2 separate regions of the Mus musculus genome follow, and region 2 is linked to region 1. A link is a loop called in an ENCODE intact Hi-C map of the cell type or tissue named here. Cell type or tissue: left cerebral cortex. All regions are shown on one strand. Links, peaks and the distances in the headings refer to the core of each region. The heading gives the core; the rest is flanking DNA. Region 1 holds the start of Ell2 (elongation factor for RNA polymerase II 2). Region 2 holds the start of LOC115488213 (a small nucleolar RNA gene).

What was found. Peaks named below come from ENCODE experiments on the same cell type or tissue, not always from the same donor. Only the 100,000 strongest peaks of a DNase experiment are listed, where the experiment ranks them.
Region 2: it touches region 1 in a loop (4-fold over the local background); 7 of 42 quality-filtered maps call a loop at or near these places.

The regions. Positions count from the first base shown.
Region 1 is chr13:75,695,147-75,711,472 of GRCm38, forward strand. It overlaps Ell2 (elongation factor for RNA polymerase II 2), which reads left to right and starts at 12,338. Exons shown (of 12, transcript NM_138953.2): 1 at 12,338-12,651. The coding sequence starts at 12,505. 1700037F03Rik (a long non-coding RNA gene) reads right to left here and starts at 12,011. Exons shown (of 3, transcript XR_873683.1): 1 at 11,933-12,011. In left cerebral cortex, for the core only: CTCF peaks have their summits at 12,251 (motif pointing left), 12,863 (motif pointing left) and 13,955; DNase peaks (open chromatin) are centred at 10,133, 12,278, 13,244, 13,276 and 3 more places; H3K4me3 peaks cover 4,414 bases; H3K27ac peaks cover 3,845 bases.
Region 2 is chr13:75,761,586-75,769,585 of GRCm38, forward strand. It overlaps Ell2 (elongation factor for RNA polymerase II 2), which reads left to right. Exons shown (of 12, transcript NM_138953.2): 6 at 293-417; 7 at 560-644; 8 at 1,963-2,530; 9 at 4,569-4,635; 10 at 7,954-8,000. It overlaps LOC115488213 (a small nucleolar RNA gene), which reads left to right and starts at 6,470; the gene lies at 6,470-6,612. In left cerebral cortex, for the core only: no CTCF peak of the experiment used is centred there; DNase peaks (open chromatin) are centred at 2,112, 4,785, 5,247, 5,541 and 1 more place; H3K27ac peaks cover 1,136 bases.

The DNA.
Region 1 (16,326 bases), core at 8,327-16,326:
CAGATAGTATTTGGTATATATCCAGCAAACATTATTCAGTAAGTATATGATAATTATTGGCAGCAATGAGTTTTTAATAAATATTCTTTCAAAATAGTTGTTTGAGTCTCAAATTGTTCATCTCATCTCACTAAAGAATCTTGTTTCAAACTTCTAGTACAAAACTACCTCTGGACAGGCTGGAGAGATGGCTCAGGAGTGCTCTCCCAGAGGTCCTGCGTTCAATTCCTAGCAACCACATGCTGGCTCACAACTATCTGTAATGGGGATCTGATGCCCTTTTCTGGTGTGTCTGAAGACAGTGATAGTGTACTCATATACATAAAATAAATAAATAAATATTTAAAAAAACATAGAAAAAAAAACCTGGTCATTGGTCTCTCTGTTTACTTTCCAATATCCTCTTTTGTCCTCAGTACTTTCCAGATCAAAGAGCCATCAAGCTCCCCAACTGTTGTCTACACCTATGTCCTATGAGGGGTGCAAAGCCACAACTACCAAATAATCAAAATGACTAAAAAACAGTCATGAATACAATTCATTTTTCTTCCACTTCAAAAACATGTCTGTTTTCAAGTGACTGAAAATAGTGTCAAGCTAGGGAGATATTAGAAATACACATAGGATCACACACACAAACACACGTACACACACACACACACACACACACACACACACAGCAACAAATATAAGGGCCAGTATGAGTAGTCTACATTGCCATAATTCTAAACAGAAGAAAGGTATGAATCCCTTTCAGTGGGTTTGAGATTTGGGAAGATTCTCCAGTTCTTTCCTTCCCCATCCTCTTTCCTCACCATCTCCCTCAGCAAACTTGTTCAAGTCCATAACTATTATTGCTACAAAGGGGTAGATTTTGTAGCCTAGGACCCACAGTTTTTCAATGTTTTCCAGGCACTGAACAATACCTGTAATATAGGCTGACTCTCCTGATTTGCTTATTAGTTTTCCTATCACAACTTCTAGGAAACCAGAAATAAGGTAGGAATTTCTAGTACATATTCATCTCTTGTGCCATAACAGCCTTGGCAAAACACTCATTCCAATCCTCTTAGAGCCTCTCATAGCCTCCTCTGCCTCTCTGTTGAAGTCATCAGTACATGACTATGGGATTTTGTTTCCTTCCTAACTTGGCTTCTTTGCCCAAGTATCTCCTATTCTCATCTACTGCTCATTCTATTGTCTCCTTAATAGTTCCAACTTGGACTAGAGCAGTGCAGTTCTAGTCAAGAGCCTCCATTGCTTCCCCATTGCTAACAGGTCTGTGCAACTCCCCTGCCCCACCCCAAAGACAGGTGTGGAGAGCCTTTTCCCACTTGGCAGGAATCTGACATTGGCCAAGGACAAGGAAATGGGCTGCTTGGCAGGAATCTGACATCAGGCCATGACAAAGAAGTAAGTCCAGGCACGAATCTGACACGAGGGCATGACAGAGAAGTAAGTTCAAGCAGGAACAGGAACTTGACGTTGGTCAAGGACAAGAAAGTAAGAATCTGGTTTTAGGGTAGGACAAAGAAGTAGGCTTGATCATACTTAGAAACAACCATCACCAGAGTGAACATGGGACTTTGTGTTTATTGTCTTAATTGTTCCTTGACTATTGTCTTGTTTAATTCCTCAATGTACTACTCGCCCACAAGCAACTGAAAAAGTCAGATGCAGACACAGACACTAGCACCCAACCAATGGACAGAAGTTGGGACCCCTGTGGTTGAATTGGGGAAAAGCTGGAAGAAGCTGAGGGGGAGGGCGACCCCATGGGAAGACCAGCAGTCTCAACTCACCTGGACTCTTGAGATCTCTTAGACACGGAGCCACAAACCAGGCAGCATACACCAGCTGATATGAGATACCCCAACACATATGCAGCAGAGGACTGTCTGCTCTGGCCTCAGTGAGAGAAGATGCATCTAACCCTCAAGAGAATTGAGGCCCGAGGGAATGGGAAGGCCTGGTGTGGGAGTTGGAGAGTGAGGGTATCCTCTTGGAGATGGGATTGGGGGGTAGGGGGAGGAAGTATGGAATGGGGAGCAGTCAGGGTAGGGCAGAGGGCAGAGCAGGAGTGGTATAATGTGGGGAGTGGGTGTGGCGGCAGTCCCAAAGGCGCCAGAGACTGTAGCTAAGTCATATGACTTGCACCTGACTTCCTCATATAAGACACAAACATCTTGAGTGCTGCGCAGGTGTACCAGGATACAGGTGAATCCAATTTGGTGGAGATTTGCCCCTGCTGCCCTGATTAGCTGAAGCTGCGTGCCTGGTGAGGTGGCGTGGCCTGCTGTGCATGGATGAGAACTGAGAGTATATAAGAGTGAGAGGCCCGGGTTAGAGGGAGGATTATTATTCGAGAGAGGATTGTTATTATTGGGAGATATAAACAGGGGAGATATAAACAGGGGAGATATAAACAAGGGAGATATAAACAAGGGAGATATATGGAGAAAGAAGAAACAGGACTGAATAAATGTGTGCAGAAGGATCCTGTAGCAGCGTCGTTCTTCCTGGCCTGTTGAGTGCGCGCAACAGTTGGTGCTGAAACCCGGGACGAGAAACATCTTCAGGCAAGAGGGAAGACCCCCTGCTACAGGGAGGATTCAGAACTGCATAACGGGGAAGAAGGGGTTAATAAAAGTTCCCGTGAAACAGACTGTTGAGAAGGATCCGGTGTGGATTCAGAACTCTTCAGCTGGGGAAAGGTACTGATGAACAGGAAGAAGAAAGATGAAGACTGAATAAACTGCTGTTAGAAGGACTGGTGGTCACGTCGTTCTTGCTGGTCGAGAGTGGAAGCAACAAATGGTGGCCCGTACGGGGACCCGACTCCCCCACTGAGTTCAGAACTTTCAGCAGTCAGTGGTTGCAGGCAGGGTAAGTTCACGGTAAGTGAAACTTGCGACCCCAGGGGTTTGGGAAGGACCTCGGATAAAATTGAGGCAAGTATAAAGTTGCCAGGAAGGAGGCACAAAGTAACGATAAGGTTCCTGGCTTTGGGACAAGTTAAGGTTCCTGGTTTTGGGACAAGTTAAGGAACTATGATAACCTCAGTGTAGTGATCAAGAGATCCTCGCTGTGTAGTTATGCTTTTTTCTCCCATTGGCCCTTTGTGGGTAGGTCTGATAGTTTTGGTCTTTTTTGTTCTGATATATGGACTCTGTTACTGTTTGAAACTGTGTGTAGAGACAGTCAAGACAGGTCAGAAAATCCTTATAGAGCAACAAGAAAATATGTCGGAAGAGGAGAAGGGCTTAAAAAGAAAAAGGAAAAAGAAAGGAGACACAGTGTTATCAGGTGGACAGAAAGGACAAAATAAAAGAGCTGAGGCAGAGGAGGAAGGCGAATTAGCTTCTGCGTCCTTTCCCTATGCCTCCTCAGCATCCACCTGTAGGTGGACCTTCTGTCCGGAGATTTGGAGAGGATCAACCAGATCAGGTGTTGACGTGGGCGAGAGGGTCTGTTTGTGTGTTTCCACAGGACCAGATGGAACCTCTTTGGGTGCTGGAGAGATTGGTGAGACGCTACAAGAATGAGGCTCCTGATCCAGTTGCCCCTGTGGATGTGGTGGATGATCCCACAAGCACAAAGGATGGAGCCGAGATGGGAGATCCTTTCGGTGTTCCAGAAGCCGATACCAGCTCGACATGACGTTCAAATTTTTCCACGCTTTTTGATCCCTGAATTCCCCTTAAAGATATAGCCCCTCTGGCTATCTATCCCTTGCTTCAGGGAAGATGAGCGGGGATGAGAGCCCTGGGATGTATGCTTGTTATAGTGTGTGTGTGTTTTGTGTTTGGCACATGTGTTAGGTGCAGAGTGTGCGGCCCGCACTTTCGCCATGGTAGCGTAGGCTTTTGCTGCAGTGGAGGCGGGACAATCTCCTCAGATTCGGTTTGCCGCTCTAAAAGAAATTATGCTGCGTTATGCCGTGGGGTGCGAGGCTAAGCACTGCACAGAGGATAGCTTGCTGTTGGCATCCTGTGGAAGGCACGTCTGATTGCATGAAGGTTCAGTGTCCTAGTTCCCTTCCCCTAGGAAAAACGACACGGGAGCTGGCCAAGACCTCTCTGGGTGATGAGCCTAAGGGATGGTTTTGTGTAGGGCCCCTATGCTTGCACACTGGGGATCAGACCTCTACCTTCACCCATGAGGCTTGCTTGCAGCAATTAAGATCTGGCCATAGATTAATCAACATCCTGGCCTTTTGATGCACCTGCCACAAGCAAAACACAATCTCCCCAGGTGTGGCTTGGCATGATTGAGAGGTAGTCAGTGATAAGACTCCCTGGGCATGTCACCAACCTAAGACAGGGATCAAACCAATGCTGTTTGTCACCCAAGGACGGGTAAGGGGCATGGCTGCGGGGGGCTATCTACAGACATTCTCTCTGCCAAAAAAGAAAAAAGGGGGAATTGTGGGGAGTGGGTGTGGCGGCAGTCCCAAAGGCGCCAGAGACTGTAGCTAAGTCATATGACTTGCACCTGACTTCCTCATATAAGACACAAACATCTTGAGTGCTGCGCAGGTGTACCAGGATACAGGTGAATCCAATTTGGTGGAGATTTGCCCCTGCTGCCCTGATTAGCTGAAGCTGCGTGCCTGGTGAGGTGGCGTGGCCTGCTGTGCATGGATGAGAACTGAGAGTATATAAGAGTGAGAGGCCCGGGTTAGAGGGAGGATTATTATTCGAGAGAGGATTGTTATTATTGGGAGATATAAACAGGGGAGATATAAACAGGGGAGATATAAACAAGGGAGATATAAACAAGGGAGATATATGGAGAAAGAAGAAACAGGACTGAATAAATGTGTGCAGAAGGATCCTGTAGCAGCGTCGTTCTTCCTGGCCTGTTGAGTGCGCGCAACAGTATAAAGTCTGGACTGTAAAAAAAAGGATTAAAGGATAAAAAAAATTAATAATAAATTAGAAAACAAAACAAACAACAAAAACCTCCTGGGTTCTTTTTCTGACTCCTGTGACAGTCAGCTGATAGAAGCATCTCAAGGAAGGAGAAGTTTATTTTGGTGAATAGTCTGAGGGAATATCAACTAGTCCTTGCAATAGAGAGACATGGTAGCCGGGTTGGCTCTGTCCATACTAAAGTATCTTTAGAAGAAGCTGAGACCCACATTTCAGAAGATCAGGAAGCAAACTAGAAACCAGGATAACACCCTCATCCTTCAGTGCCACTCCAGTATTTATGTCTGCTGACTAGGCCCCACCACTTTCCAAAACAGCATCAGCAGCTGGGAACAGCATTGAATCTGTAAGCCTGTGGGAAGAAAGACACTTTAGCTCCGAATGCAAGCTTTGCACCACAATGCCAACTTTTCCATGAAGTTTCTCCTTACGAACTGAGCTGAATGATTACTAGCAACGCCAGCGTCACCAACTAATGTCTACACCACGCTTCTTGCAGAACTTGCCTCATCCTTGCAGCTTACTTCCTGTTAGATTCCACTGCCTAGTTCTAGCTCTGTAAGCGTCTAACCTAAAAGGATCATGGTGCTTAATCCAAAAAATTCCAAGCATTAGCAAAAGGTCTCCAAATAGTATACCATAAAAGGCCAAGGAGCAGCTGCTTGATTCAGTTTTTGAATAATTGATTGAAGATAAAAATGTGACCCATCACAGCTGGGATTCTAGCCCCCTAAGTTGAATCAAAATGATCTTCCAAGTTTATAGGTGAGCTATATTTATTGTATACTTGCTGCTATAGAAGGTACTAGAAGTAAGTATTAGGCAGCCACTGCTTTTTCTGTGCTTATGGTCATAAAGTAATTGGCATTTTCACATGGGAACAAATGACATTATTGGGGTACTTTTGACCAAAGACACATTGTCAAATAAATCATAGAAATGAATGATATACAATATAAGCAAGATATGACAACCATAAAATCTAATCATTTTGAGTTATCATGATTTTTTTCAAATGAGCATATAGATGCTCTGCATATTTATTACACAAAAGGTTGTGATGCAACACAAAATGTACTTTTCATAAATCTCACTAAAGTCACCAAAGCTGAGTGGATATTTTTGATATGCAGAAGGATGTTAAGTGTTGGCATGAAATGGCATGGTTCAAATGATTCAGTATTCTTTCAAAAGCATCAACAAAAACAGTTCCCAATGTACCCACAATGGTATCACAATGTACCCATCATGGCATATTCAGTTTAACTCTTCAGACCTCAGAGCTATGTTCAAAAGTAGATTGCTAGATTTGGAATACAAAGACTGAGGTATGGCTTGGCTCTCTTACTCATAATGTGGACCATATATAGCTTCTCTGAGCCTTGCTGATCTCAAGCACAAGAGTCTACAATAGCTGCTACCTTACAATGTTCTAAGGGGACAGAAATGCAGAAATAATATAACTTAACTACTTTTTTATTCTTGATAAAGCTTTATCAAGAATAAGCTAGTAAGCCCAGTATGGTGGGACAGGACTGTAATCCCAGCATTCAAAAGATTGGAGATGGGAGTTTGAAGCCTGCCTGGGCTCTTAAGTGAAACCCTGTTTCTTTTTTTGTTTGTTTGTTTGTTTGTTTGTTTGTTTTAATTTTTATTAGATATTTTCTTTATTTACATTTCAAATGTTATCCCCTTTCCTAGTTTCCCCTCCAAAAATCCACTATCCCCTCCCCTGCCCCCTGCTCCTCAACCCATCCACTCCCATTCCTGGTCCTGGCATTCCCCTATATTGGGGCATAGAGCCTTCACAGGATCAAAGGCCTCTCCTTCCATTGATGACCGACTAGGCCATCCTCTGCTACAAATATAGCTAGAGCCACAAGTTCCACATGTGAAACCCTGTTTCTTGATGATGGTATTGCTCACTATTAGTATGTTAGAAATGAAGAGCTGGGCAGACAAACAGCATATTTCCCTTCTACCTAATTCTTGAATTTATCTGGAAATGTGAGCTTCTTTTCAATACTCTTTTAGAATCTTTTTGCCATCTTCTGGGGCTTTACACTATGATGAAAAGCCAGAAAGCAATTATCACACATAAAAAAGAGATTGTTAATTACCATGTTATGGACAGTTCTCTGCATCTGTATCAAGAAAGGAAAGTTGTTTTTGCTTTGCTCTGCTCTGCTCTGCTCTGCTCTGCTCTGCTCTGCTCTGCTCTGCTCTGCTCTGCTCTGCTCTCTGCTCTCTCTGCTCTCTGCTCTCTGCTCTGCTCTCCTCTGCTCTGCTCTGCTCTGCTCTGCTCTGCTTTTTTGCTTATTTGTTTTGGTGTTTAGGGTATGCAAGAGAATACAATATGACTTTTCTTTCCAAAGGGCAAACAACCTCTTATAGATAGGTCTTCTAATGAGAAAAGACAAAAGAAAGAAAGAAAGAAAGAAAGAAAGAGAGGGAGAGAGACAGAGACAGAAATAGAGAGACAGAGAAAGGAAGGAAGGAAGGAAGGAAGGAAGGAAGGAAGGAAGGAAGGAAGGAAGGAAGGAAAAGAGAGAGAGAGAAAGAAAGAAAGAAAGAAAGAAAGAAAGAAAGAAAGAAAGAAAGGAAGGAAGGAAGGAAGGAAGGAAGGAAGAAAGAAAGAAAGAAAGAAAGAAAGAAAGAAAGAAAGAAAGAAAGAAAGACAGACAGACAGACAAGACCCAACAAACAAAATTCGAGAAAAAGAACTTTTTGGTTGTTCGAGGAGATTTCTAAGTGCCTGTGTGAAAATCTCCAAGAAACTACAAGAGTTTTAGGACCTCAGTTTCATCAAAACCACAGAATTGTTCTTGGATTGTGCTTTCTTGCCCCTCCCAGGCACAGTGGATAGGAGTGAGTTTGCATCCGATTGTTTACTAGGACTGGCTATTGTTATTCATTTATATGCCTCGGTGGAAGAAACGTTTCTGCCACGTGCTTGCTTGCCTGCCCCATGTGGCTGGCCCTTGTGAATGCACACTTTACTTACTCATGTGACTCTTTTTAACTCTCAGAATATAAATTTTATGGTGCTCTGAATAAACTTGGCTATTTCATGAGACTTTAGTCAGCTTTATTTATTGACTCCATTCTCCCAGGTCCTACACTACCTTTATAGTTAAAATGAAGTATCATATCTCTAAAAGAGAACTGTTGAATTCGATCAATCTAAAAAGAGTAGAGAATAAAGACACATCTACACTATCCACCTACATCTGTCTTGTTCTATTGCACAATCACTACTCAGCCCCATCTGTGAAGGAAGGAATAGAACAGATGATGAAACAGGAATGCTGCGTAGACGGATAGGGTACCAAGAGGCTAACCAAACTTTCTCTACATCTACCTAGATCAAATATTTTAAAAAGAGTCAGACTGCCCTAAAATGAGCAAAGAATCTTGGAGACTAACTGTAGAAAAAGATGGTCAGAAAAGGTTAGCCTGTGGGAAAAAGCAGGGGTTGCCTCTGCCAGGATATGCACTAACCAATCCCAGTATCCTAGTATACAAGAGCGAGAATGGAACTGGTACCTGAAAAACTGCAGTGATGGGCAGTCTATTCCAGAAAACTATTAGTCTTGGGTCTTCTTTGTATATATGGTTACAGAAAGACTCAACCTCCCTTCCCAACATCTATATAAGTACCACTCTTAAGCCTTTCCTAGATAAACATACAATCTACAGAAATACAAGATATTTGCTGAACCCCATTTCAGTTTAGGTTTTTTTTTTTTTGGTTGTTTTTTTAAATCTATATAGCACTCTATCTCTAATACTTCCTAACAAGAAATTATCAAACAACCCCTACACTTGTCCAACCTGGTCTTGAACTCTTAATTCTCCTGCCTCATCCTCTCAAGTGCTAGGATAAGCAAGCTTGTTACTATACATTAAAATGTTTGGCTAAATGCTAATAAAAATCAAAGGTTTCATATAAATGTTATTGTCTACTAGCTATGCTAAAAATTAAATCTGGCAATACTGGACGAGATCACTTAATCTGAACCAAGAAATTATCAGGTTTTTAAATACCTCCAACTCATCATAACCTAGTAGCACCATCGCTATGACATTTTGATCTGTTTCACTTATTTTGGTATCACATGGTTCCTGAAGATGTCAGAGACATCTGAAATGGTTGCTAAATATGTAGCAACCAGAGATGAGGGGTGACGGCACATCTGAAGGCCACGATATTTCTTAATGTTCAAGCAGCCTCTCTATGAACTCCACAAGTATACATCAGAGCCACGGTAGGTCCTGCCTCACACTATTTCCCTTTGTAATTGTGAAAGACAACAATATCTATTCAGTGTATATAGGTGCTAGGTTAAAAAGCTGACTCAGACTCACCTCTTCCAATTATAATAAGTTAGGCAGGTTCCTTTTAAATTAACAGGGTCTCTGATTCCTCATTCAGAAAATGAGTGAGTTTGTTTAGAGTGATTATTACAATAATTAGTATTGATATCTCTCCATCTGTATCACTCAACTTATCAAGAATTCACTTGGCCTTCAAGAGACCTACCTCCACAAAAACTTCTAGACTTTTTTTTTTTTGCATTTTTTAAAGCTCATCACCAACATATCCAAATTAGCATCTACTAATTCTCTAATTGCTTTGCTGTGTGTTGGTTCATTCACATTTATACAGAAAACTCCCCCTGGAAACCATAACGTTGAATATTTAAATTTTCCACAATGTTACACTTATCTGGCATTCAATGACTAATCATTTAAACTGAACCTGAACAAAGATACAGAAAACATGTATACAGTGGTAAGCCTCCCAAAGGGTGACTTTCATCAGCCTCCTTCAAACTATTCTTATGGACAGCACAAACTGACCATCTGGCTTGTATCAGCATAATCAATCAAAATTTCTGTTGGGCAGTGCTACTCTGGCATGTATGAAGATTGTTTCCATGCCCAGTTGAGAAGCTCAAAAGGGAAAAATAATGCAAATAAACATTAATTTGCTACACCATCATATTAGCCATTAATAAAGATTTGATTCCCAATAAAATAAGGTGTGAGAAAATTTTACCTAAAATGAAGATAATAATCTTCTACTAGAAAAGGGGAAAGAAATAAGACGTTTCAAAACTCCCCCAGCCTTTGGCTGTCATCAGAATTCTTAGTAAGAGGAGACTAAGTTAGGATGTCCTGTGGGTGGGGATTTACCCACCCTCACCGGAAAAGCAGTGGGATACAGGCTTAACTTGTTCGAGCAAACCCCCCCATTTCCATCTTCACTCCGCCCCCAAATAACTAAGGCGTTAGATATGTGTTAAGTTCTTCCCTAGAGAAGGAAAGAAAACAAGAAAGGTTCACACAGAAGTGTTCTCCAGACTATATTTCATTTAGATATTTGAGTCAGGTATATTTCATGTTTTATGAAACATGAAGCTTTTATTTTGCCCTGTAAAAGTACATTTCTTAATTCACCCCCTTGTTATTGCCTTAATTTCCTTATTCAATGAATTTAAGTGAACTGGCACTATACGAACACTAAAGTAATAGGTGGAAACCATGGGTTAACAGAACTCATACCAGTGGGCTGAAATCAGGACAAGCTACAAAGTGATCTGATGAAACTAGACTTGATACTCAGACTTTTATTTAATAACCACACTACAGAAAGAATTCCTTCTGAGACTTTCATAGCAAGCATTCATAGAATGCTTGAGGGTCTGGAAAAGGGGGGATTTACTAAGGTGTGGGGTGAATATAGAATTAAAGGCAATTATAGCCCAAATTGTATTTAAAAGCTAGAAAAATACCATGTAAATATCTATAAAAAAAAAAAAAATCCAGAAAGACGATGGTAGGGCTTTACAATAATGAATGTCTCGATTTTTAAAACAAAAAGGGATATCTTCTTTTTTTTTTTTTTTTTTGGTTTTTCGAGACAGGGTTTCTCTGTATAGCTCTGGCTGTCCTGGAACTCACTTTGTAGACTAGGCTGGCCTTGAACTCAGAAATCTGCCTGCCTCTGCCTCCCGAGTGCTGGGATTAAAGGCATGTGCCACCACGCCCGGCCAAAAAGGGATATTTGTACAGAGTGCCTATCCCTGCTTTTAAATCTTTCACTTGTTTGTTTGTTTGTTTAGTTTTTGCTCTTGTTTTCTGAGACAGGGCTTGGTTTGAAGCCCAGGCGGGCCTAGAACCTACCTTCCACAGTCAATCTCCCAGCCTCAACTTGGCAATTGTTTGCTTTTTGTCTTGTGTTTCTGATCAGCCAATTAATTGACCTTCTCAGGGGAAACCTATCTAGTCTATCCGCACACAGCTTAAAGAGGATTGCTGTAGGCACCCTCCTTTAGCCATGCCCACACACAGTGTAAACTGAAGTGGAAACTAAGCCAAGCCTCCTTACACTTTGGCCTCTACCTCCTCCATTTAAACTCAGTAAGACCTCCTAGCCTAAATAAAACCAATGAAAGACACAGATCTCAAAGAAGACTCAGAGAATGGGTGGTATCATTGTTTCTTTTTACCTACCTCAAGGTCAGTTATACTCTTCAAGGGCCTTTGAAAGAAGAAACCCCGAACAGTATGGTTTCCCCATGACCCATAAAAAGGCATAACCCTGATCATATGATGAGCTCCAGTGCATATTCTATTCCTTTGAAGTCACATACATGTATGAGTTGATTTTGAAAGACTCTAAGGTCCAACTCTATTTATTGTATCATGACCACCACTCAAAACACATTTAATGCACTGGTATAATTTTGTGCTTAAGTTTTCCACACAGTCTCACACAACTACTGAAGACTACAGCTGACTTGGTAATTTCAAGTCTGGAATTAAAAATAAACAAACAAACAAACAAACAAACAAATAAATAAACCTTTGTGCCACCCCAGTACTGAACTTCCTTTTAAGGAAAAGCTCTCTTGAGACAGCCTACGGTGTCTGCACCACAGAGCATATCAAGACCCAAAGCTTGTGCAGCTGTCAGGAAACAAAATCCGTACTTGGTCATCTGTCCTGCCTTCACCCCTACCGAATGGGGATCTTCACTTCGTACCGCAAGAACAGGTTGACCTATGTGTTCGGTCCACTATTACCTCTCAAGGGGCGGGGCTCCGACTTAGGCTCACTTGGTAACCTTGACACCCAATTAGCAGGGTTCTGCCCCAAATCGGTCCAGCCAATCGCCGCAGGAGAGCCAAGACGAGACATGACGTCAGATAAGATTAACTCGACGCGTCACCCCGACGTCAACCTCTCCTCTGTCGGACGTCCCGTCCTGAGAGCAAAACTCCTGCGACTTTGGGCCCCGCCCCCTTGAGGTGAAGAGCAGCCAATGAGGGAGGCTCTGTGGGGATTCAGACCAATGAACAGAGTCCAGGGCGGGGTGCGGGCTCGAGGGTGGGGCGGCCCGCAGCTGTGGAAGCCCGAGGTCTAGCTGCGCGCAGTATATGACAGTACGTCAGCAGCGGGATGGCCGTAGCTGTGGCGGCGGCTGCAGGAGCCCGAGCAGCCGCGGCCGCAGTGGAGGCTGGAGCCCGAGCGGCGTCCGCGGTGGCACCCCGGGGAGTTTAAGATGGCGGCGGGGGGGGCTGCGGGACTGCGGGAGGAGCAGCGGTACGGGCTGGCGTGCGGGCGGCTGGGGCAGGACAACATCACCGTGCTGCATGTGAAGCTCACCGAGACGGCGATCCGGGCGCTGGAGACTTACCAGAGCCACAAGGTGAGCGGCCGGCCGGGCAGCGCTCGGGGAGGCGGCGGCCACTGATCTTTCTGCCGGGCGCCTGGCGCCGCGCCGGTGGGGCGCTGGCTCCCGCTGCTGCCTCCGCACCCGCCGAAGGGAACGAGGCCAGCCGCGGGCGCCGACGCCGCGGTCCGGGGCCTCTGGATCGAGGGCGCGGGCGGGCGGCCCCTTGTGGCGGGGTCGGCCTGGCCGGGGCTGCGCGGCCGCTGCGGGACTTTCCGACAGCCGCCCGCGGGGTTTCTGGCTTGTTTGGTCCGGAGGAGGAACCGGGTCCTTTGGGAGAGAAGTGTGGCGATCGCCTTACCCTCGGAGGGGGCGCACGGAGCTACCAGTAAAGAAGCGAGGGTCGGAGGCCGCGAGCGGTCAGAGTTTTCTGGGAAACGCGGAGGGATGGCTGAGTCGCTGAGCGAGGGGCAGCGGCACTCCGTGGGGGTGAAGACATAACTAGTACTCTCAGGGACTCGGAGACACTGGCACCCCTATTGCAGGCGAGAGTGTACATGGTGTACTCGGGAAGGCCGGGACACTGGCGCTGCGAGGAGGGGGAGGGGGACACACCTTGCACTCTCGGGGACTCGGGGACTCCAGCTCTGTGGGTTGGGTTCCCGGAGACACACCGCATACCGAGTGGCCGCAAACCGACACCTCATCTCCGGGAGAGACACCAGAAGACTCAAAATCAACTAGAGCCTGAAACAAGACGGCCGGGTCTGGGGAAAGGAATTCTCAGAAGCTCCGCGTAGCCGAAAGGCGCTCCGCGTCCTGTGCTGGCTCGCTGTCTGTTGGCGAGGAGCGAGCCCGAAGGTTGTGGGGAGACAGACGGCTGACTGGATGAGATTCTGCTCTTTTCCTGGGCCCCAGAGAGAGAAACCTGTGGTCTCCGCCTCATCCCATACTCTGAGCGCTTGACTCCACTAGAGGAAGAGGCTCCAAGGCACATACCCTGTAGCTGGAGTCCAAACCCAGGAACTTTCGCACAGAAAGGCACCGTAATGACAATTTAACCAGATGGGGGTATAAGGAAGCCGATTATGGGCATGTAAAAGGGGGTGGGGGAGTAGGGAGACGAAAGTGGACATGTTGTCGAAGGGAAAGACTATACCATATGGAAGAGCCAGGGGCATTTTGTTCAGAGAAAAGAAACAAACAGCTACACCCCACAGGATTTTCTAACAAGAAGTTCAGTGCCTACTAAAGAATATATTCCAATATGTCTCATAAAACAGGCACAGAGGGACTCGGACCTCACATACTTAGATAAAAGTGGAAAAAGAACTAACATCTGTTGAGCTCCTACTAGTGCCAGGCACTTTAAATGCATACAGAGAAAAATAGTCTTAGGCAGAGCCATCGTGAGAAGCAGAAACCTGGGCCAGCAGAGCTTCCAGAAGCTCCCACACACATGCACACACAGAGAGAACATAAACAGTTGTGTACATCTTGGGAGTATATGAGTTCACCTGACAGAAAAGGAAAGATCCAGATCATATGCTCTCAGAGGCTCCCAAAGAATTGATTGGGCACGTGTTATGCACAGAGAAGCATATGGTGGAAAGTAATGACACGTTTTGTGGAGATTAAGGGGAAGCCAACAGGGAGGAGTGCAAGTATATGGAGAAACAGACCTTCCACCCAGGGAGAAGACCTCAAATAAGGCTTGGAGAGCAGTGTAGAGCCACCAATAAAGACACAAAGATCCAAATAGCAAAACTGAATGTGCTAGTAGCTACTCTCCAGACAGGTTCACAAGCAAGAAAGAGGCCAGTACCAGCATGAAGTGGGAGGCCCATCTGGGGAAAGCCAGGCAGGAAGGCAGGGGGGCCAAGGCTGACAGAGAAACTCAGCCCTGCAAGATGGAGAGATAAGGTTGTGGGTTCCAGGGGCATAGGAAGCAATGACAGTGGGAAGAAGTGAGGTAAGGGGACATAAGGAGAGGAAGAAGAGGAGCCAAGCCCCCAATTAAAAGACAACAGAACAGACCTGGGGATATGGAAAGGCTGAGGCTGAGTTAGAGTGGTGTAGAAAGTTAACTCTGAGGGTTCGGGGCGGGGATGGGGATCACCCCCTTTAGGAAACAAAAGGCAAACTGTACAGTTAAACAGGGATATTTCACCATACACTGGTTCAGGGAATTGGTGAAGAGGTCCACTTAAAGAAAAGAGAAGGTGCTGCCCAGGATAACTGAAGTGACAGACCACCCCCGACCCCAGTGTCCAATGGGGCCCTGAAAGGGAGTTTGTTTTCTTATCTTTGTATGGCCTTCATTTCTGTCTGGTGTTTTCATACTTGGAATTAAGGTTAGAGTGCCCAGCTCACCTCTGTTTATATGTCATTATTTTAACAGAGACAGAATATCAAATCTTGTTTCTCTGTCAACTCTCTGCTTAGATGCTGTTTTAATGTTGCTTGTTTTAATTACTGAAGTCCGTGGCTTTATTCTGAACTGTTCTTAGTCCCTGTTCCTGTCTTCACCCATTTTCCACTGCTGGCATATAAATTAGTACATTGAATCAGTCCCTGGGTCTCCATTTTTCTAAATGTGGCATGCTGCGGGTGGGTGGGGTTGAACGAGCTGACTCAGCCTTTTCTTTAGACATTGCGTTGCTCTCAGTTAACCAGCTCCTGTCCTTAGTTGGGTCACTTAAGCTATACTTTGGGGTTTTCTGGGGGGTTTTATTTATTTATTTATTTATTTATTTTAATAAAAACACTTGTTAAGAGGCTTCGGAATCGAGTCTAACTTAGGATGAAAATCACAACCTTGTAGGGACATGGGAAGAAGTTAAATCAGGGTACTCTGGAATAGGTAGCATAAACCTGTGGGCATGCCTGGGTACCTTTCCTGGTTCATCCAGACCAGGGCTGACCCAGTAACAGTTGCTAGCAGTGGGCATCTGCCTGAACCCTGAACCCTTTTATTCTCCAGTGGAAACGCATTGGTCTTTTTTTTTTTTTTAAACTTTCCATCATTAGAAGCAGGATTTGTGACTTTAAATTGTAACTGCTGTTTGAGAGTGTCGGCTTGTGCTAGATGAGAGAAAGCTTTGGGGTGGTTCAGCTTTTGAGGACTTATCTGGACTGGGGATGGTTTTCTTTTCTTACATAAAACTGTTCTTACCATGTCTGTGCTAATAGAGTAGGGTCCTTGGTGACAAATGGCTACCAAGAAGCTTTGGCTTATGAAGAAATGATGAATTTTTAAGAATTTTCTAAGGGCCTAAAGTGTTAACTTTATTTGCTAAATTGAGCATCAGGAGTTATTTTGTCCATATTATTTTTTCTGTTTCATTTATTCTTTTAAATAACCATTTAACATAAAGGTTCACCGAGAGTTAGGAATATATAAGCTATGATTTAGGCAAATTATATAATTCTGTGGATAATCATTAAGTAAACACACTAAGTTCTCAGGGTTTATCAAAACAGAATCTGATGGAGATACTGAAATTTTGCTTTTCTTCAAATCTCAATTCTTCATTGTTTCAAATTTGCAGTTTTTAGAGAAGAGATCTGAAGATAGATTGTAAATGGGCATGGGATGCCAAGAGGCACAGGTGGAGGGCATGTCTGCTGACAGTCGCTTTTCACACACCTGGAATATGGAACCAGTTTTTAAAAATGCTTTATATTATTATATTATGTTTTCCCCAACAG
Region 2 (8,000 bases), core at 1-8,000, 58 kb after region 1:
GGAGAAGAGGACCTTGGTCCTGTGAAGGCTTGATGCCCAAGTGTAGAGGAATGACAGTGTGGGGAGGTGGGGGTAAGTGGGTGGGTGGGGGAGTACCCTCATAGAAGCAGGGGGAGAGGGAATAGGATAGGGGGTTTCCAGAGGGGAAACTGGGAAAGGGGATAACATTTGAAATGTAAATAAAGAAAATACCCAATAAAAGAAAAGAAAGAAAAAAAAAAAAAAAAACTTTGTGTAGCCTGTTTTGTATAGGTAACAAAAATGCTCATGCTTTCTTCATACCTTATTCTAGGTGGCCAATCTGAATCCTAAGGACCTCTCCTATACTTTAAAGGATTATGTATTTAAGGAGCTCCAGCGAGACTGGCCAGGTTACAGTGAGACAGACAGACAGACATTGGATTTGGTGCTCTCTAGGTAAGTTTCCATTTTTGTCTTTAAAAATGGTGCAAATAAGTGTTGTTTGACTGTTGAGGTGGAAACGAGAAGCAGGGATAGCTTTGTGTTATGTGTATTTCAGAGTCCTCTTTATTACTTAGACAATGTATTTCCTTTACAGAAAACTAAATCCATCTCAGAATGCTAGCACCAGCCGGTCAGAGTCTCCCCTGTGTTCCAGCAAAGACGCTGCCTCATCTCCTCAGGTATGCCAGGAAGCTATGAAACCACAGCGTGCCATGCAGCTCAGTGCACGCGCTTTCTGATTGTGAGGGAGCAAAACTGCACAGATCACCTGCCTTAGAATCATCTCAGTGTGACATCTCGAACAGTTTGTGTGTCCTGGCTGCTTTGGGCCAATCCTGGCAGAGACCTCTCTGCCCACCCTAGTATTATTAACACAGTACCTCCTCTCTGTATACCCTACTCTGAAGAACTAAGGGAAAGCAGACAGATGTGTGGAGAACACCAGCAAGAGACTAGCTATGAGTGTTAGAAACCAGCTGTGAGGAAGGCAGTGGGAGAAAAGGAGCAGGGCCATCTTTGGAGACTTTGTCTTAATGTCTTCAACTATGATGCTGCTCATACACTGATCCAATTCCACACTGGGCACTAAAGTAAAACATAATGAACTAATGGGTTAGCTGTTATATTCTTTTAAGTCCAAATACAAAATATGTAACTATAGCTTGTATGTTTATACTTTTCAACTACTCATTTTCCCTTTTAATTTATATAATGTTATTGTGATAATATATCAAGGTTTTAAAAGTATATCTATCTACCTCATTTTAAATGAGCCAGTTATGAAAACTTAGTTTACAACATTGTGAACATATATGTACAGTGAAAAACTAAAATGGCATTTCAGCAATTATCATTAGCTGAGTCTAAAGGATGGGCTAGTTCACAGTGGGGTGGTTAAACTGATAAGTGACCACAAACATATTCACAACGGGAGCATTTTTAGTCGGTTCGCCTTACTAGTGCTCACAAAGTTAGATGGTGAAGACTTCTACTTTCACCTGCTAAACTAGGCCAGCTGCAGCCAGTCTGGAGGGTGCTTACTTCTACCTACCTAAGGGGTAGGAGAAGATCGCACTTGGGAAAAAGCTCTCTGATGCCTGAAGAACCTTTAGATTGTGGTTTACTTTATTGGTTTGAGAAGATTTGCCTTGACTGGTCTAATGGACATAAATCAGAATAGTCTCTGGGGTTTAGGTAGCCTGAAAGATCTAAAAACACTCTGGCACTGTTCCTCCATTCAGCTTTTGACAGAGGAACTAAAATTAGATTTACATTTGATTTGGCATTCTTAGAAATGTGTGTGTGTGTGTGTGTGTGTGTGTGTGTGTGTGTGAGTGTGTGTGTGTGTGTGTGTGTGTGTGTGAGAGTGTGTTTGAGTGTGTGTGTGAGTGTGTGTGTGTTGTTGGTTGAGGTTTCATTTTGACTGAGCTTAGAGTCTGGTATGATGAGTAAGCTGCTCAGCTGTCAAACCTTGTTCTTTTCTCCCCCAACTCCCAGAAACGACCTTTGGATTCAGATTTCATTGATCCTTTAATGAACAAAAAAGCTCGAATATCTCACCTAACAAACAGAGTCCCACCGACATTAAATGGTTATTTGAATCCCACCAGTGAAAAATCTTGTGCAGGCCTCCTACCACCCCCTGCAGCTGCTGCCATCCCCACCCTCTCGCCGCTGCCTTCAACCCACCTGCCTGTCTCCAATCCTCCTCAGACTGTAAATTCCAACTCCAATTCCCCTAGCACTCCAGAAGGCCTGGGGACTCAAGACCTGCCTGTTGACAGTTTTAGTCAAAATGGTAGCATCTTTGAGGACCAGCAAGAAAAATATACCTCAAGGACTTGTCTGGAAACATTACCCCCCAGCTCAGCTCTGCTAAAGTGTCCAAAGCCCATGGAAGAAGAGCATCCAGTGTCTCACAAAAAGTCCAAAAAGAAGTCTAAAAAACACAAGGAAAAGGACCAAATAAAGAAACTTGACATTGAGACCATGGAGGAGAAGGAGGAAGACCTTCAGAGAGAAGAAACTGCCAAGCTGAGTAATGCCAGTCCAAATCCCAATGAAGGTATTTTACATTTGTTTAAATGGGAAAAGAGAAAAAAGCCTGCTTTCTGTGTTAAATGAACTGGAGGAGCCTGCGATTATGAGTTGTAGATGATGCTGTTTGGAATAAAGATTTTTAAGCAAATGACTTATTTAACTAACCTTAATATTGTGCTTTTATAGCACATTTTTTCTTTCACCTTGTAGCTGTCACTTTAGTCTTTCTTTAGCTAAGTATTGAACATGACTTCTATATGCATATTTATACTGTCATTTTAAAATGAGCTTGCCATTCTCCAAAGACTCCCCCTTTGCTGTTCTTTCCCTTCTCTTTCATACTGTGCAACATCCCTATAACAGCTACATTTTTTTAATTGATTTAAACAGATATACAATAAACAATAGAAATATTTGTTCCCTCCTTTCTGAGATGCAAGAGGCATCCCTGCTGTAATTAAGATTAGCACAGAAAGACTGTCAAACTCTTTGTAAAAATTCTTTGGTCATTTGCAATCAAAGTAATTTCCTGGCTATTATTATCCTGGTAGAGATAAGGATAATTTTGTTAATAAACTGACATCATTTGTTGGTCAGATCTTGCTCCTTACACTGAACACCTGAAATCCTGAGGTTTAACTGACCGTTTCTGTCATAGGGAAGACACTGTTTTTATTTGCAGAAGAGGAGTTATAGTAAGATCACAGTTGGCCTGGGTTGGATGTATTGCACCGCAATGCATAGCCTGTAAATCAGCAGAACACTAAAGAATGGTCAAAGTATAAGTTATGTACCCCACCTATACTACTCTTTGGACTTAAATATGTCAAGTCAGGATACGCCATGAAGTAAAATTTCATGTTTAGAGTTAACAAGCCAGATTCCTGTAACCTCTGCTTTCTACACTTCTACCATCACGGGGTGACGCAAGAAGATGGGTTTCTGTGTGGCGAGACCTCCCATAGAAACTTGTGTGGGTTTTCTGCGATAGAGACCTGGGTAAACCTGTGTCTTTTTTTTTTTTTTTTTAGTGATAGGTACCAAGTGTGATCTTCACAAGTGGAGGGCAGATCCAAACCTGCATCTTCTATATCTGGTAGAACTGGTCTGGCATCTAGGACACAGACCAAGGATTCTATACTTGATGCTCTTCCTTGAACAGTCTTGTGGCCACAGCCAAGTCAAATTAATATAGATGAACAATAAGTCCACTGACTCTATGTAATTTATTTAGTGTATTTTACCTTTTAAAAGACTTATAAATTGTCAGATATTCACATTTACTTTGTAGTGAACATATGTTTTGCCAGCAGATTAGAGTTAGAATTATTAAGGGTGCCTTGAATTTAAAAAAAAAAAAAATTGTCTAAACATAGTCCCTGGAAGCTGTGTGTTAAGCAATATGATACTGAGAACTTAGCCACTCTAAAAGTGTGGCTACAGAACTTTTATTGTTTACCCTTAAATCATCTGTCACGTGCTGTGAGAGCCACAGGTTAGAGAAGTAGGCATCCACTTTTATTAATGCCTTGTGAACCAATGAAGAAAACGTCCTACTCAGTACCACTACCTGGCTAAAAGTGTGACAGCAAAAACAGTGCCACCCAAACAGCCTGCTCCCTGACTTTTTTGTTTGTTTGTTTCTTTCTTTCTTTCTTTCTTTCTTTTTTACTTGTTTGAATCCCAGGAAAAGTAGATGCTGGTTTAAAATTTGTATCTCCCCTTTGCCTGGCTGCATCTGCCACCGCAGTCTTTGAATTGCCAGGCAGATGCTACAAGTCTGATGAGAGAATAGAGGATTGACCTTGGGTTAAGATGGAATTCCTTTATTGTGCAGACTCTGCAGTAGCTGGGTGCTTTAAATGCCTGGTGTCAGCCCTGCTGGCCCTGGGTGCAGGCCTCCATTGTTTTTGCTCCATTGTAGTCCTTGCTTGCTGTTGCTTATTGAGGTAGAAGAAAAGAATTTGAGGAAAAGTGTTCCAGATGTTTCTAATATATTTTAAAGTTAGAGCCATTTGATAACCAGTAGGTTGATGAACACTCTGGTTTTTCCCCCTTCATAGGAGTTAAAGAAGGGTGCACAGCCTCCATGGAGCCTTCTTCAGCACTTGAACTCCCAGATTATTTGATGTAAGTTTTCTGTCTTCCAATGGAGAGGGCTGTTTAACTTTAGAAAGTTCGAAAATTCTTTTCCCATAATTTGCAAATGAAAAAAAGTAAGTAATTCCAGAAATAGAGTCCTGGAGCCACCTCTGCAATTGAAAGGCTGCCATTGAGCCTGCTGTCCCAGATGCACTCACTGTCTTTAGGAGCAGCTTGTGCCTCCCCTGTGCAGGGCAGTGCTCACTGGCTTTTAAGTATAGAGAAGTTTGTCCTTTGTTCCAGGGCCAGGGTGAGCATATGAGTCTTCAAAGCTGACTGTCCATCAAAGCACAGCCCTAGAGGAGCCCAGAGTGCTCACGGGGCTTGAGCGTCTGCACTCAACAATGCAGAGCAGGCGTAGGCTCGTTTTTTATGGAAATAAAGGTCTTCTTCTCAAATTAATTCTAAGAGGAAAGAATAGTAAAGTTGCCTCGTTTTCCTTTAGTACCAGGTATGAGTTTTTCTTGTGAGAACAAGTTGCTAAATGCTGAGCTGGGAATATTTTTGTAACTGCTTATCACAGAAATTATAACTTGGGCTTATAATTCTAGCTTTTTCATACAATAAAAGGCTTCTGTAAGAAGAAAATAGTAAAGTTGCAAGTGCCTGGAAAAGTGGAGCGTGGAAAAGCTAAAAGCTCTGATAGCAGAAGGCTTTCAAAATGAAACAAATCTGCACGTTGTAGCTAGAACCTAGAGCATGAAGTTATAACCTGAGCTATCTGAACCTTTTTTTTTTTTCTGTTATTGCCGTCTCATAGTGGGCCAAGTTAGGCTATCCTTGTATCCTTTGATTGTTGCAGAGGAGAGAACATTTTAGATTTACTAAGCTGTGCTTCTACTTAACCCCAGTGTGACAGCTACAGCTGCTGGAGAATGAGAAAGCAGGATGATGCCAGTGCCCCTCTCAGCTCACACTGGGTAGTGTGGTGGTGAGGAGCCACTGGGTAGTGTGAGCAGCCTCCACAGACTCCAGTGCTAGGAGTCTCACCCTCCACTCACCTTACTCTCCCAGGAAAGTTGAGCCCAGGAGCTAACAATCAGGATACCGCCTGCATTCTCCTGTGATAACTTTTACATCCTTTCAATAACAGTGTTATGTATAAAATAGTACATCCTAAGATTTCTCTATGGATTCAAAGGTATTGCCGTGTTTGCCAACCTAATTGGCTAACTATATTTAAGAAGTGTTTTAAGTTAATCCTAATGTGTTAGTGGAGTCTTACAGCAGGAAATGATCACTGGATAGATCACTAAGAAATGTTGATCCTCTGCCTCAGTGAACTGTGTGTACTTGTCATGTTCCTAAAGCTTTCATTATATATTTAATTTACTTAAATAAAAGCGACATGTTTTGCCCAAACTAAAAACTTTATACCAACCAGTACAGCTATTTTCTAAAACTAAGAAGAACATTTCCAAAACTCAGAACTTAACTTACCTCATAAGAAAACCGAAAGGAGACTCCATGTTGAGTCTTTGAATAATTCTCATTTAACCACAAAAATTTTTGTATGCTAAAATATTTCTGTTACTTGTGGTTGGGAGTTATCTCATTTTTGTGCGTCTTTATTCTGTTACCTCATTAAAAACCAACTGCAAAGTCCTAAAAATCTGTTAAAAATAGTTTTTTCTTAAAATACCAGTATCAAACTGCAACACAATTGTTGGCTTCGTTGTAGTTTTCCTTAACAAAGTTATTAAATAAAATACCAAGTGTCAGAGTCTTAGAAAGTGTGATAAGTATATTACACAATGGATTAAACCAGAGTTTCAAGGTTGCCTTAGTCTTTACCTTTTTTTTTCCAAAAAAAAAAAAATGTATATTGATTTTATTCATTTGATAATGAACTGTCTTAAAATTTTTTAAACATTCATAGTGTCCCATGCTAGAGCAACCCGTGGCCCTGAACCATTGCCTGGCCTCTGTCTGTAGGCTGCTGGCACTGAAGTGGGTCGCACAGTAAGAAAAAAAAGTAGAAGAAAAAGAAAAATTTTAAACAAACTGACAATAACTTATATACACTTATTCCCAGGAACCTGAGTCACCCTCAGGGCTCCCTCTGATGTGCAGTAAGATAGCATGTCTGCAGAGGACTGCTCCCTGTGGCTGGCAGGGGTCCTCTTGCAGCTGAGACCAGCTGGGTAACTTAAATCAGCGCAGTGCTACTGTCTCCGTCACGCTTAGAAAACCCAACCTCGATACTGTGGAACTCAGCAGAAATGAGAATACTACTGAGGACGCTCAGTTTGCACACTAGTCACTTTTCCCACTTGCCCACTTTCCCAGCAAGGCATTTGTGGTAAAGCAACTTATATAAAACTGGTATGATTATATAAAGCCATCCGGAGAGGCCCAAGTTCCAAGATGTTGGCACCGTAAGGATCAAGTGTGCACCTTAGAATGCATTCTACAGCTCCCCCCAGCTGCCTGATGTCAGTTTTAACCCAAAATAATCAAGAAAATAGATCTTCAATGGCAGGAAAACAAAACAAAAAGGAAAGCTGACTGTGAACTAATGATACTGTTTGTCTTACTATTAAAATGACCTTTAAACTGATTTACTTACAGCTGAGTTACCTGGTATATGGAAAAGACAGCACATGTACACGTGCACACACACAAATACATGCAAGTACTTACATATACACATGTAAAAATAAATCTTTCCTTATCCAAAAGTGGGGGAAGGATATAATCTAGAGAAACTTTTTGGTGGAAGGCCTTACTCTAGGTCATTTTTTTTTTTTAAATTTGTCCTAATTAGAAGTATCACAAAGGAACAGAGAGCAAACCAGAAGGTCCTTGTTGAAACGTTCTGCTTGTCACAGATCTAAAGGTCACCTCTCACAAAGCAGTGGGTCTTGGGACAGCTTTGACTTCAGTCTTCAGTGGCATTCCCCCAGACATGTAACCTAGCAAGCACTTTGTCCATATTACTTGTAACAGATGGCTTGGTCTCTTCCGCTGTGTGGTAGTAAATTGTCTGGAATAGAGAAAGGCTCTGGAACAAGTCTGTACAAACATTCTTTTCTTTTTATGTGGTTCCTTTTGATTTCCATTACCAATGAATCTCACATTCTCCATGGACACACTTAAGGCCTTCTGTCTGGAAGGTCATTTCACCTGGAAGGTCCTGTGAAAGAGTGGCCTGGCAACAAACCAGAGGCAGAGTGACATGCAGTTACTGTAGATATATGCAAGAAGGCAGTCTCTTTAACTATTTAGCTTAAATCCCAGCCTCGTGCCACTGGACTTATTCTTTCTTTCTCTCATTTATCCTGTTTTCCTCTCTTTTCATATTAGAAAATATATTGCTATTGTCTCTTATGAGCAACGCCAGAATTACAAGG